2 separate regions of the Homo sapiens genome follow, and region 2 is linked to region 1. A link is an interaction called in ENCODE POLR2A ChIA-PET data of the cell type or tissue named here. Cell type or tissue: Panc1. All regions are shown on one strand.

What was found. ChIA-PET counts read pairs that join two places held together with the same protein. Peaks named below come from ENCODE experiments on the same cell type or tissue, not always from the same donor. Only the 100,000 strongest peaks of a DNase experiment are listed, where the experiment ranks them.
Region 2: POLR2A ChIA-PET joins it to region 1 with 7 read pairs; 2 of 35 experiments call an interaction of 5 or more read pairs at or near these places.

What each region holds. Positions count from the first base shown.
Region 1 is chr20:49,695,548-49,698,047 of GRCh38, forward strand. The region is part of intron 1 of B4GALT5 (beta-1,4-galactosyltransferase 5); the gene reads right to left. Among named protein-coding and RNA genes, the nearest start is that of B4GALT5, 17 kb to the right of the region's middle. In Panc1, no CTCF peak of the experiment used is centred here; no DNase peak of the experiment used is centred here; H3K27ac peaks cover 1,244 bases.
Region 2 is chr20:49,195,609-49,198,108 of GRCh38, forward strand. It overlaps a transcript of STAU1 not described here. Among named protein-coding and RNA genes, the nearest start is that of STAU1, 8.5 kb to the left of the region's middle. In Panc1, no CTCF peak of the experiment used is centred here; no DNase peak of the experiment used is centred here.

The DNA of each region.
Region 1 (2,500 bases):
ATTACAAGCATATGCCACCATGCCCGGCTAATTTTGTATTTTTAGTAGAGATGGGGTTTCACCACATTGGCCAGGCTGGTCTTGAACTCCCGACCTCAGGTGTTTGGCCTCCCAAAGTGCTAGGATTACAGGTGTGAGCCACCGGGCCCGGCCAGTGTGGTCACTGTTAGAAATGCTTATGCCATGTTATAGCAGAACTATTTAATATAATCACCTTTGTAGAAAAGAATAAACTGCATGACATTAATGATATTCCCATTCTGTACATACAGATACCTTTCTAAAGGGTGGGGGTGGGAAAAGAAAACAACACATTGAGTTTCAATCTAATCATTTCCAACAACTCAGAAGCAAAGAAATATGCTGAGTTTTCATTATGTCTAATGCTTCCATGTGGGATCTTCCAAAGGGCTAAGAAAGCCTGGCTCAGCCTAGAGAATGCCACACAAATTAACTACAGATTTAACTCCTTTACCGATGCAAAAGGCACGCTGTGTCACACAGCTGTGTATGAAGAAACAATGGAAATAATCGCAGTAAATGTATATAGTTAATGTGACCAGGGTAGCCCAACTCTTTGGTCCTGCTCAATTGATTTGACCTATGTCATAACAGACTCTCAATCATTCAAAGTTTACTCACTCTTGACAAACTAGAGAAAAAATAACAATCTAGAGAAAAATAATTACTAAGTCCAAACAGGTTTCTGAGAAGAGCTTTATTCTACTTTGTGGAATCCAATCAAAGAAAGAAAAAAACTAATTAGACATACTGTTGTAACATTTAATGAGATTTGAAATTCATCTATTTAAATTTATTAATAGTAAAGGAATGAGATTAAATAGACTTGACATCGAAGGGGCTAGAATTTCCCATGAAGTTTTCCACATTATCGGTAAAGACAGCAGGTATGTTTTCTTTACAGCTTTCAAGAATCCCTTGCCAGAAATAATCTTATATTAAGACAGGATGTTTCGTTATAGTGGGGAAAACAGAACTGGCCAGGAAAAGATCTTATAGCAAAGAGATTGTAAAAGATTATTCTAGCACAAATACAGATTTAAATTGCTGCCATCCTTTTTCTCCCAGCCCAGCAATTCCTGAGGTGCAAAATTTTCAAATATCTGTGTATACAATGACAAGGACACAAGTGAAAACACTTGTGATGAAAGGGTTATGAATAAATTACTGCAATTTCCTTTTATCAACCAAGTTGATTTAATGGTTTAAAAATATTGTTCAACAGAACAAAGGTGGTAACATTTGTTAGATCCTAATTAAACGTGATTCATTCTGGAATGTTTCTGATGACACAGCTTACATAAATAATCTACTGGGAAGTCTACTCAAAATTCACAATGAAGAGTCGGTTTTTCACACATATAATACAACCTGAAACTATAGCTTCAATCTATGCAGATGGTTTTACTATTTTAATTATACAACTAATTAATACCAAAATTAGATCGATGTTGTTTAATTTGTGGCTACTGAGGAATGTTACTATTCACAAATCACAAAATCTGTGCCAAAATAAGTCTTCAAAGGGATATTGTTGCCTCCTTACCCTTCTAAGCTTTGCAGTGGGCTTTGGTCAAAGCTGACATAAACAGCTAAAGAAATTAACAACAGAGTCTCAGAAGACAAGGCCAGGGGAGCCAAAAGGACACAGGTGCTACACACCCAGGCAGTTGTTGTCTGCTCCCAGAGCACCTGACTTCAGCAGCCACAGCACCTGCTCCTCAAGCGCAGCGGCGCCTTTGAGGGAGCACAGCCTGGAAGGTTTACCCTTCGCAGAGACGCTTGCTCTTGGACTTCTGGCTGTACATTCTGAGGGTTCAAATGAAGGATGGGACAATGGGAAAGCTTAAATCCTCTGGAAACGTCACTGTGATCAATGGCTTCAACCCTCCTCTACCTCATACCAGTTCACTGGAGCTGCTAACACTAAGTTTCCTTCTTTATCCGCCCATCTCTATTCCAGTGGAGCCCCGTGATTAAGGGATGGCAGAGGAAGGGGACATGTCCTTTTTTTTTTTTTTTTAACAGAAAAACACTCATTTAGATACCTGGTTTAGTAAGACATCTGAACAACATGAAACCCAACTATGTAAAAGCTTTAAAAATCCAGGTTATGAATTAGCCTAAACCTGTGCTTATGTTCCATTCTGTTTAGAGGAAGGGGGATGGAATCCCTTTCACCTTTATATTTTTCATGACAAGTCCATGGTCACATCAAAAATTACTTTTGTCTTTAACACAGTTGAAATTATTAAATGTTATCTAGACCTAACCAAATCCTATTTCCTTAATGTTATATTCAGGACAGTGAAAAAAATACTGTTTTCTTTTAGCAAAGTCTGACTTTTAAGGCTCAGTTTTTACCTGATTAAATAAACTGCCCCTGCTTTTGAGGTTAGAAAAATTACTTTTGTTCATGGGGTCCATTATACTGTACTATTAAGTTTACTTTTATATGTTTGGAAATTTCCAGCCGGGC
Region 2 (2,500 bases), 500 kb before region 1:
AAATAACAATGTAGGCTGGGCGCCGTGGCTCACGCCTGTAATCCCAACACTTTGGGAGCCCAAGGTGGGCAGATCACCTGAGGCTGGGAATTTGATACCAGCCTGACCAACATGGAAAAACCCCGTCTCTACTAAAAATACAAAATTAGCCAGGCATGGTGGCACATGCCTGTAATTCCAGCTACTTGGGAGGCTGAGGCAGGAGAATTGCTTGCACCCAGGAGGCGGAGGTTGCAGTGAGATAGCGCCATTGCACTCCAGCCTGGGCAACAAGAGTGAAACTTCCTCTCAAAAAAAAAAAAAAAAAAAGAAAAAAGAAAAAAAAAAAACAAAGAAACAACAACGTAATGGCTGGGCCGCTGGCTCATGCCTGTAATCCTGGCACTTTGGGAGGCCGAGGCGGGTGGATCACTTGAGGTCAGGAGAATAGCCTGAACCCAAGGAGGCGGAGGTTGCAGTGAGCCGAGATCACACCACTGCACTCCAGCCTGGGCGACAAAGCAAGACTCCATCTAAAAAAAAAAAAGAAAGAAAGAGAAAAAAAGAGGCCGGGCGCGGTGGCTCACGCCTGTAATCCCAGCACATTGGGAGGCCGAGGCGGGCGGATCACGAGGTCAGGAGATCAAGACCATCCTGGCTAACACAGTGAAACCCCGTCTCTACTAAAAATACAAAAAATTAGCCGGGCAAGGTGGCGGGCGCCTGTAGTCCCAGCTACTCGGGAGGCTGAGGCCGGAGAATGGCGTGAACCCCGGGGGGCGGAGCCTGCAGTGAACTGAGATCGCGCCACTGCACTCCAGCCTGGGCGACAGCGAGACTCCGTCTCAAAACAAAACAAAAAAAAAAAAAAAAGAAGAAGAAGAAGAAGAAAAGAAAGAAAAGAAATAGCAACATGAGGCCAGGTGTGGCAGCTCACGCCTGTAATCCCAGCACTTTGGGAGGCCGAGGCCGGCAGATCTCCTGAGCTCAGGAGTTTGAGACCAGCGTGGCCAACATGACGAAATAAAAATAGCCCGGCGTGGTGGCGCATGCCTGTAATCCCAGCTCCTCTCGAGGGGAGAATCATGAATCGTTGAAACCCAGGAGCCGGAGGCTGCAGGCTGCAGTGAACAGACATGGCACCACAGTACCCCAGCCTGGGTGACAGCGAGACTCTGTCTCAAAAAGGAAAAAAAGAAAAAAAAAAAAAAGAAACAGCAACGTGAATTCAAGGATATTAACAGAAGCACAGTTTGTAATAACAAAAGTTTAGAAATAACATCAATGGTTCGGACGTGGTGGCTCACGCCTGTAATCCTAGCACTTTGGGAGGCCGAGGCAGGCGGATTGCCTGAGCTCGGGAGTTCAAAACCAGCCTGGGCAACATGGTGAAACGTCTCTACTAAAATACAAAAAAATTAGCCAGGCGTGGCGGCATGCACCTGTAGTCCCAGCTACTCGGGAGGCTGAGGCAGGAGAATAGCTTGAACGCGGGAGGTGGAGGTTGCAGTGAGCCGAGATCGCACCACTGCACTCCAGCCTGGGTGACAGAGTGAGACTCTGTCTCCAAAAAATAAAATAAAATAAAACAAAATAACATCAATGTCCATCAACCTAAGCTTGGCTAAATAAGTCATGACATATTCATACAATAGAATAATGATCAGTAGTTAAGAAAAAAAAAAAAAACGAGGAAGGACCCCATAAAGAGAATGAAAAAGCAAGTCGCAGATTTGGAGAAAACATTTGTAAAATAAAAAGTTGTATTTGGAATACATACATATATACATATACATAATTTTCTTTTCTTTTTCTTTTCTTTTTTTTTTTTTGCGATGGAGTCTTGCTCTGTTGCCCAGACTGGAGTGCAGTGGCGCGATCTCAGCTCACTCCACCTCTGCCTGCCGGGTTCCACTGCTTCTCCTGCCTCAGCCTCCCGGGTAGCTGGGATTACAGGCATGTGCCACCAGGCCCAGCTAATTTTTGTATTTTTAGTAGAGACGGGGGTTTTGCCATGTTGCCCAGGCTGGTCTCGAACTCCCGACCTCACGTGATCCAACCTCCTCGGCCTCCCAAAGTGCTAGAATTACAGTCATGAGCCACGGTGCTGGGCCTACGATTTTCATTTTTATTTTTTTCTTCCAGTCAGAATCTTGTTCTGTTGCCCAGTCTGGATAGCTTGATCTTGGATCACTGCAGCCTCAAACACCTAGGTTGAAGCAAACTTCCTGCCTCAGCCTCCCAAGTAGCTGGGAATACAGGTGCACACCACCACCGCCAACTCATTTTTTTTAATTCTTATTAGAGACAAGGGGCTCACTATGTTGCTCAGGCTGGTCTCTAACTCCTGGCCTCAAGAAATCCTCTGGCCTCAGCCTACCAAAAGTGCTGGGATTATAGGCGTGAGCCACACTGCCCAGCCATATCTGGAATATATTAAGAACTCTTACAGCTTAGCAATAAGAAAAACAAATGGGCAAAAGATCTGTACAGACATTTTGCCACAGAAGTTTATAAAAGT